Linked DNA regions of Homo sapiens: all the other regions are linked to region 3. Evidence: chromatin contacts called from ENCODE Hi-C data. All regions are on one chromosome and are shown on one strand. Each heading gives the region's core, a stretch centred on a gene start or an enhancer-like site at or near the end of the contact. The rest is flanking DNA. Distances are from core to core; before and after follow the strand shown.

Region 1 (2,838 bases), core at 144-2,643, 1.6 Mb before region 3:
GAAGCCTGCTTTGACACCCCCAGCTCTGCCTGATTCCACAATCTTTCCCACTGTGCTGAGTTCTCTGGAGACAGTGCCTGCATCCCTCCAGTTCCCTGCTGTATCCGCGGTGCCTAATGTGGGACGTGGCCCAGAGCTGGTGCTCGGTATGCCTGTGATATTACTACATTAAAAGCAAAAACAAACACACGAACCAAAAAACCATCCTGGGCGTAGTGGCTCACATCTTCAATCCCAGCACTTTGGGAGGCTGGGCAGAAGGATCGTTTGAGCCCAGGAGTTTGAGACCAGCCTGGGCAACACAGCAAGACCCCCAACTCTACAAAAAATAAAAAATCAGTCTGGCATCCTGGGGCGCTCCTGTAGTCCCAGCTACTCGGGAGGCTGAGGCGGGAGGATCATTTGAGCCCAGGAGGTCGAGGATGCAATGAGCTGTGATTGTGCCACTACACTCAGCCTGGGCAACAGAGCAAGATCCCGTCTCAAAGCAAAACAAAGCACTTTGCAGGACAGTATTTGCAGCTCGAATCTTCCTTATTTCCTTGTGCATACCCCACAATTGCAGTGACATCAGGAAGGGGGTACAATGAACGTGTCCCTGCCCTCCCATGACTCCCCACGTCCCCCAAGACTTGGCCCGAGGCCGGGCGTGGTGACTGACTTCTGCGATCCCAGCACTTGGGGAGGCCGAGGCGGGCGGATCACTTGAGGTCAGGAGTTCAAGAGCAGCCTGGCCAACAAGGAGAAACCCCGTCTCTACTAACAATACAAAAAAGTAGCTGGGCATGGTGGTACACATCTGTAATCACAGCTACTCGCGAGGCTGAGGCAGGAGAATCGCTTGAACCCGGGAGGTGGAGGCTGCCAGTGAATCGAGACCAAGCCACTGCACTCCAGCCTGAAAGAAAAAGCGAGACTCCGTCTCAAAAGAAAAAAAAAAAAGACTCGACCCAGCTCTGCGCGTCGCATTCCTGCCCGAACCCCCACTTGTCGCCTCACTTTTGCTCCCTGGCTTTTGCTCAAGCCGTGCCCTTGGGCTGGAACGCCTCCACACTGAGGTGGGGTCATGCACGTCCTGTGGACTCCTAGTCTAGACCCAAACCCAGATACAACACCTGAGGTTAGAGCCCAGCCCTGGGGTGCCAGCCCTGGGGTGCCAGGTGTTCAGGCACCCGCGCCCCACGCCCTCTGGCTGCGCCTGCGCACTGGGCCTCACCGCGCTCCTTGCGTTCGGGGAAGCCGTAGTCTGGCGGGAAGGTTGGCATCTGCAGGGGGTCGGGCTCCACCGAGGCATCGCCCAGGTAGCGCCGGACCAGGTGGGCCCCCATGGCTGCAGTCGCTGCAGATCCCTGCAGCAGCCGAGGGTCACCTAGCTCCTACCCGGAACCACTGACCCCTCAGTCAGACACAGCTTCCGGGTCATTTAGGCAGCTGCGGAGATCATAGAGATGAAGGACTCCAGAGGATCGCTCCGGTCCGCCTGGCGTCACCTCGCGGACAGGCGGAGGCGGGACAGGTGCTGTGTCTCTTCGCAGGATATGGTTGGACCCGAGAGGGGACTTCCCTGAGCCTGGAAATCCATCTGGGCGGGGCAGAAGGGGACGGTGTGGGACTGAGGCCTCCCTCGACCCTATCTGGGGCTCTTCTGGTAGCCCGAGGCTAAAGCACATATTAAAATTATTTTTCATATCATTTTCCAAAAAGTTTTTTCTTTGAAAACATTCAAATTTCTCTTAAAAAAGGCACGATATCTATTATATCGTTAATGTATGTAATTTTGCATAAAGTCACTTTAAGAATTTTTTGTTTTTGGAGACACAGTACCTGTCGCCCAGACTGGAGTGTATTGGCGCGATCTCGGCTCACTGCAGCCTCCACCTCCTGGGCTCAAATTCTCTTGCCTCAGCCTCCTGAGTAGCTGGGATTACAGGCGCCCGCCACCACCCCCAGCTAATTTTTGTATTTTTAGTAGAGACGGGGTTTCGCCAGTTGGCCAGGCTGGTCTCGAACCCCTGACCTCAAGTGATTCCCCCGCCTCAGCCTCCCAAATTGCTGGGATTACGGGCATGAGCCACAGTGCCTGTCCAAGAAAGATTTTGATAAATTTAATTTAAATAAAAGTTATTCATAAATACAGTTATTATTATATTATTATTTTTTGAGATAGGGTCTCATTCTGTCGCCCAGGCTGGAGCACAGTGGCACAATCATAGCTCACTGCAACCTTGAACTCTTGGGCTCCAGGGATCCTCCCGCCTCAGCCTCTCAAAGTGTTGGGATTATGGGCGTAAGCCACTGTGCCTGGTCAAAAACAATTATTTAAAGCTGAAATTTCAAATAAATTATATATATATATGCAATCTTTATACAATTTTAAAATATATTAATATCTAATATTAATATCTAATATATATTTTTCCCCAGTCTGACAAAGCATGTATTAGGCATCTACTGTATGGTATGCTGGGTCCAGTGGTCAGACAGAAAGGCAGACGTGGTTCCTGTCTTTCAAGCTTACAGTCTAATGGAACAGAAAAACAGTCTAATGGAAAAAAAAAAATATGGGCCAGGGCAGTGGCTCACACCTGTAATCTCAGAGCTTTGGGAAGCTGAGATGGGAGGATCGCCTGAACTCAGGAGTTTGAGACCAGCCTGGGCAATATAGGGAGACTCTATCTCTACAAAAAAAAAAAAAAAAAAAAAAGCTGGGTGTGGTGGTGCACGCTTGTAGTCCCAGCTACTCGGGAGGCTGAGGCAGGAGGATAACTTGAGCCCAGGAGTTCCAGGCTGCAGTGAGCCGTGATCCCATCACTGCACTCCAGCCTAGGCAACAGAGTG
Region 2 (2,977 bases), core at 140-2,639, 1.1 Mb after region 3:
CTCCTGCTTCGGCCTCCCAAAGTGCTGGGATTATAGGTGTGAGCCACCGTGCACTGACATGTTTTGTCTGAGCAGTGCCTTTGTGGTAGTTACCCTCCTGGGTCACCCTAGTCTATCCTCAGAGAGAAAGACTTGGCTATGGCTTACCCCACAGGGTGTCCACAGGGAAGGTGGTGGCGTCTTGTGTGGGGATGTTCCTGGAGAAGGGGACATTGTGGCAAATGTGGACCAGCCGGAAGACACCCCCTCCCCCCAGCTGGAGTTTATACCATTTATGGCCTCCTAACTCATTCATTCAGGTATACACTAACTCATCCATTCAGGTATACACTAACTCATTCATTCAGGTATACACTAACTCACTAACTCATCCAGGTATGCACTCACTAACTCACATATCCCCAGGGCCTCCTAAGGCATCTAAAATATGCAAATCTTTGGTGAGCCCCCAGTGAGGCTCCTGGCTCTGAATTTGACTCCTGAAAGGTGAGGCCCTAGGAGAGGGGGATGGGGACTGAGCCACAGAAAGCCTTGCTCAGCTCCCCTAGACCGGGGTGAGCCGGGGTCTGTTTCATAGAGGGCCAAGCTGAGGCCCAGACACTCTGAGAGGAAGCTAGACTCTGAACTTCCTCCTTGGCACCCTGGATTCTGGGGATCTGCTATACAAGTCCCCAGAGGTGGCGAAGAGGATGGGAGAGGCAGGGCCCTGGCTGGGGGCCTCCAAGCCTCCATCCCACTCCTTGGGCCACCCCCGCCCCCGTGTCCATGGCAACCACAGGCGGTTACATAACCTAAGGGGGGGATACCCGAGCAGTGCACCCCCATTGTCGAGGTGTCTAGGGCCTGGAGATGGGACCAGCTGCCTGCCTGCCCCCTACCCCAGGTTGGGCGCCGCTAAGGTAACGCACGCCCGAGACTGAGCCGCAGTGGCCCCAGACATACTGGAGGGGAAGCAGGCCATGCCCCCCACCTCGAGTGGGGCCCTAATCCCGGATTGTGGAGGGCAACGCACAGGCGCCACCCCAGCCCCGCTTCCCCGCCCCCGGCCCCCGCCTTCCAGGTGTTCGTCATCCCTGCAGCGGGGTCGAGCCCACTGGGGCTCCGTGGCTTCCTACGAGCCCAAACGCGGGGTTGGTGGACACCACTCCTCCGAAGTGGAGGCCCCGGGGCTTCGATCTCTCCTTTTGGGGCCCGTTCCCCGCTCACCTCATCGAGGGCCGCGGGGCCCGGGTCGGGGCGGAGGGGTCCCAGGCGGAGAAGCCAGCGTCCGCCTGCTGGCGCCGTTTACATGGTGGCGCGGGGTCAGGCCGGGTGCGTCTACGCGGGCGGGCACCTGCCCCTGGCGGTCAGCGCAGGGGCATCCCGCGGCCGCCGAAACAGCCGGCCCTTTAAGTTCCTCCCCCGAGTAGGCGGAGCCACGTGCCGACGGGCGGGCACTTCGGCCTATCGCAGCTGCGGACTGACCTGGCCTAGTTAGGAGCCCAATGAGAGGCGGCAATTCCGTAGTGGAGGCGGGCTCTGGGAGCAACGGCCCCGCCCCTTTTGGGGGTTCACCGAGGTTGGGGGAGGGATGGGGCCTGGCTCAAGGCGGAGAAGGGGGTTGCAGTCTAGGGTCTGCGGGACGCCTGGGAGTGTGCGGCCGGGGCCCTCTCTCTGCAAATGGGTCTCCCAAGCCCTTGCCCCCCAGCCCCTGCCTCCCAATTGCCCTGTTCCTCTCCAAACGAGGCCCCCATACTCTTCTCTCTGTATTGACCTTTCCATTCTAGAAGCAGAGACTCCAAGATCTTTTTCCAATCTCCGGTGGGGAAACTGAGGCTCATAAAGGGCACAAGAGCATAAATCAAGCAAGGAGCAAAGCTGGGACTTGAACCCAAGGCTGTGTGATTCCAAACCCTGGGAACCATTATTTGCTAACCTCCCCCCTACGCCCCCCCCTTTTCTTTTGGTAGGGACGAGGTCTCGCTATCTTGCCCAGACTGGTCTCGAACTCTGGGCATCAAGCAATCCTCTCGTCTACGGCCTCCCAAAGGGCTGAGATCACTGGCGTGAGCCATCGTGACGGGCTTCTCTAAAGCTTTCAAGGAAAGTCTTGGAGCTGTGGGTAATTAGAGAGTTTGAATTTCATAATCAGCCGATTTAACCCATGGCTGCCATGGTTCTGAGAAGGGCTGATAGCAAGAGGCAGGCATCCCAGCTCTGTGGTACCGGCGGGGCCATGGTAGGCCCTCAGGAGAGCTCAGGTCTCAAATCCAGCCTCTGCCCTTTGCTGATGTGTGACCTCGGGCAAGTTACTTCACTTTCCTGAGCCTCCGTTTATTTCTCTATGAAATTAATCCTCTCATAAGTTTGCTACGCAGGTAAAGCACTCATCATAGTGTCGTGCATATAACAAATGCTCCATATATTATGGGCATTATTATAGTGGTGATGTTTTGCTAAACGATGCTACAGGTAGGATGGGCTTCGGAGGACGAGGGGTTAAATGCTCCTTGCTGCTTGGCCACTCACATCCCCTGGAATTTGCTGCCAGAGCTGGATTCCGTCCAGACACCTACTCTTGCCCACTAAGGGCACTTCTGGGAGACTATACAGTTTATTCATTTAGCAAACACCTCTCTGCATGAACCCCAAGCTGGCACTTGTAGGGATACAGCCCCAGGCCCCTGGCCCTTGAGGAGCCCTTGAACTTGGGGGAGAGTCAAGGGAAAGCAGTCGGGCCAGAAGAATGGACAGCGGTTGAGAGAAGACGACTCCTTTTTTTTTTGAGAAAGGATCTCACTCCGTTGCCCAGGCTGCAGTGCATTGGCGCTATCATTGCTCACTACAGCCTGGATCTCCTGGGTTCAGGGAATCCTCCCACCTCACCTTCAAGTACTTGAGACTATAGGTGGTTGCTACCATGTCCCCAGGCTGGTCTCAAACTCCTGGCCCCAAGGGATCCTCCCTCCTCAGCCTCCCAAAATGCTGGAATTACAGG
Region 3 (2,878 bases), core at 177-2,676:
TCAGGAGGACTGCTTGAGGACAGGAGTTTGAGACCAACCTGGACAACACAGCAATACCCTATCTCTATTGATTTTTTTTTTTTTTTTTTTTTTTTGAGACGGAGTCTTTGTCTGTTGACCAGGCTGGAGTGCAGTGGTGCGATTTTGGCTCACTGCAACCTCCGACTCCCGGGTTCAAGCGCTTCTCCTGCCTCAGCCTACCAAGTAGCTGAGACTACAAGCGCAGGCTACTATGCCCAGCTAATTTTTGCTTTTTGTGTTTTGTTTTGTTTTGTTTTAGTAGATACAGGGTTTCGCCATGTTGGCCACGCTGGTTTCCAACACCTGACCTCACGTGAACCGCCTACCTTGGTCTCCCAAAGTGCTGATTTAAATATATATGTACTTTTTTTTTGAGATGGAGTCTCTCTCTGTCGCCCAGGCTGGAGTGCAGTGGTGTGATTTCAGCTCACTGCAACCTCCGCCTCCCGGGTTCAAGCGATTCTCCTGCCTCAGCCTCCCGAGTAGCTGAGACTACAGGCGCCCGCCACCACGCCCAGGTAATTTTTTGTATTTTTAGTAGAGACGGGGTTTCACCGTGTTAGCCAGAATGGTCTCCATCTCCTGACCTCGTGATCCGCCCACCTCGTTTTCCCAAAGTGCTGGGATTACAGGCGTGAGCCACCGCGCCCGGCATAAAATAGATTTTTAATTGTTTTAACATACCACCAACCTTGTCACATGATATTGTCATTTACCTAAAGCTGAAAAATTAATGAATACTGATTAGGTTTACAAAATTAGGTTCAGCTATCCAGTGAACGCTCAAAATATGGCAATAAAAGAGAACGGGGGTGGTGGGGCGTGGCTCAGGCCTGTGATCCCTGCGCTTTGGAAGGCCGAAGCAGGAGGATCACTTGAACCCACGAGTTCGAGACCAGCCTGGACAACACAGCGAGACCCCATCTCGACAAAAAAATTTAAATGAAAATATTAGCCGCGCTCAGTGGCGCCCGTCTGCAGTCTGCTACTGGGGAGGCTGAGGCGGGAGGATCTCTTGAGCCCAAGGGTTCAAGGCTGCAGTGAGCCACGATCGCGCCACTCCACTCCAGCCTAGGTGACAGACCAAGATCGTGTCTCTAAAAAAGAAAAAAAAATCAAGGAGAGAGAACAGGTCACCCAAAAGTGCGCAAAACGCTCAAAAAGGGGTTGGGTTTCCAGCACCCTGTGTGAAGAATGGGAGACCGGAAGTGGGCGCCAAATTCGGAAGTGTGGCAGCAGATAGGAATCGAAGGGCACTCATTCGCTTGGCTCTCTGTCCCGCCCACTACCCGGAAGTGTGGCCCGGGTCCAGAACCAAGAGCGCATGCTCACCTTGTAGCTCAGCCAATCAAAGAGAAGCGAGGCGGCCATTCGGGCGGAAATAGTGTTTGCAAACAGGAAGTGTGGCACTCCAGCTACCGAAGCACTGGAGAGTGTCATGGAGGCCTACGAGCAGGTCCAAAAGGGACCCCTGAAGCTGAAAGGCGTCGCAGAGCTGGGAGTGACCAAGCGGTGAGGCCCGAGGGCCCGCGGGATTCCGTCTTCATCCCCCTTAGACCTTTTCTCGGGACCCCTGGCCCTGATCCTCCGACCCGCCGCCTCCTCATGTCTTTTTCCAGGAAGAAGAAAAAGAAGGACAAAGACAAAGCGAAACTCCTGGAAGCAATGGGAACGAGCAAAAAGAACGAGGAGGAGAAGCGGCGCGGCCTGGACAAGCGGACCCCGGCCCAGGCGGCCTTCGAGAAAATGCAGGAGAAGCGGGTGAGCAGAAGCAGAAGGCGGCGGGGAGGCGGGAACACCCGGCGCCGGGAGACTGGAAATTGGGGTCAGGGCTGGGACGCTCCGAGGGCAGGGGAGCGGTCAGAGGAGACCTTAATTACGGGGAGAGGATGCTGTACGTGAGTGAGAGAAGAGTCGCCCTCTGCCGGGGGAGCTCCAAGGATGAGAAGACCCCGCTGGCCCGAGTGGGCAGCAGAGGGGAGAGCTAGAACTGGCGTTGAAAGGAGGCCAGAGCTGGAGACCCGGGTTTGGATTCCAGTGCTGTGGCTTATTTGCCCTGCGACACTAGGCCAGTGACTTTCTTATTTCCGTGCCTCAAGTTTCCTCTTCTGTACGAGTCAGGGTAGTAACTTATTCTAAGAGGGTTGGGAACTTGAGAGGAAGTCATGAAAGTAAAAAGCAGTGCATACATGTTCAGTGGATGCCAGCTCTTGATATTAAATGGCCATGCTCGCCGCTCGAAGTCACCACAAAGTTTGTTTCCAAGACAACTTTGTTTGGCAGATTCAAACATGCTGTATTTTTTAAAAAATTAGTTATTTTTGGCGGGGTCAGAGCACTGCAGCCTCTGCCTCCGGGGTTCAAGCAATTCTCCTGCCTCAGCCTCCCGAGTAGCTGGGATTGCAGGCGCCCGCCACCACACCTGGCTAATTTTGGTATTTTTCGTAGAGATGCGGTTTCACCATGTTGGCCAGGCTGATCTCGAACTTCTGATCTCAAGTGATCCGCCCGCCTCAGCTTCCCAAAGTGCTGGGATTACAGGCGTGAGCCACCGCACCCAGTCTCAGCTGTTGATATTGAATGGCCATGCCCATGACGACTTTGTTTGTATTGTATTATAAGGCTCCGATAAATTATTTTTTCTTAACACCATAAATGTGTGCAGTGGAGAACAGAAGAGTTCACAGTAAGACAGAAACTGGGTCCATTATGCTGGGGAGAGGGAATAATCAGTGTAGGTCAGTGATTCTCACCTGGGGGTAGTCTCCACCCCCCTAAACTCCCACCCCGAAGCACATGTGGCAATGTCTGGAAACATTTTTGGTTCTCAACTGGGTTGGGGTGGGGACTACTGGCA

What was found. Hi-C counts contacts between places; a loop is a spot of excess contacts on that map. Pooled maps may share reads with other maps.
Region 1: a loop to region 3 is called in a pooled map, with 11 times the contacts of the local background. The contact joins the promoter of NDUFB7 here to the promoter of FAM32A in region 3. A Hi-C loop is called at or near these places in 5 of 50 pooled maps.
Region 2: a loop to region 3 is called in a pooled map, with 8 times the contacts of the local background. The contact joins the promoter of ABHD8 here to the promoter of FAM32A in region 3. A Hi-C loop is called at or near these places in 4 of 50 pooled maps.

Annotation. Positions count from the first base shown.
Region 1 is chr19:14,570,673-14,573,510 of GRCh38, forward strand. NDUFB7 (NADH:ubiquinone oxidoreductase subunit B7) reads right to left here and starts at 1,394. Exons shown (of 3, transcript NM_004146.6): 1 at 1,217-1,394. The coding sequence starts at 1,328. RefSeq lists an enhancer at 1,326-1,615.
Region 2 is chr19:17,302,036-17,305,012 of GRCh38, forward strand. ABHD8 (abhydrolase domain containing 8) reads right to left here and starts at 1,390. Exons shown (of 5, transcript NM_024527.5): 1 at 1,207-1,390. It also overlaps a transcript of MRPL34 not described here. RefSeq lists silencers at 285-579, 963-1,512.
Region 3 is chr19:16,183,984-16,186,861 of GRCh38, forward strand. FAM32A (family with sequence similarity 32 member A) reads left to right here and starts at 1,427. Exons shown (of 4, transcript NM_014077.4): 1 at 1,427-1,533; 2 at 1,641-1,782. The coding sequence starts at 1,460. RefSeq lists enhancers at 434-1,069, 972-1,021.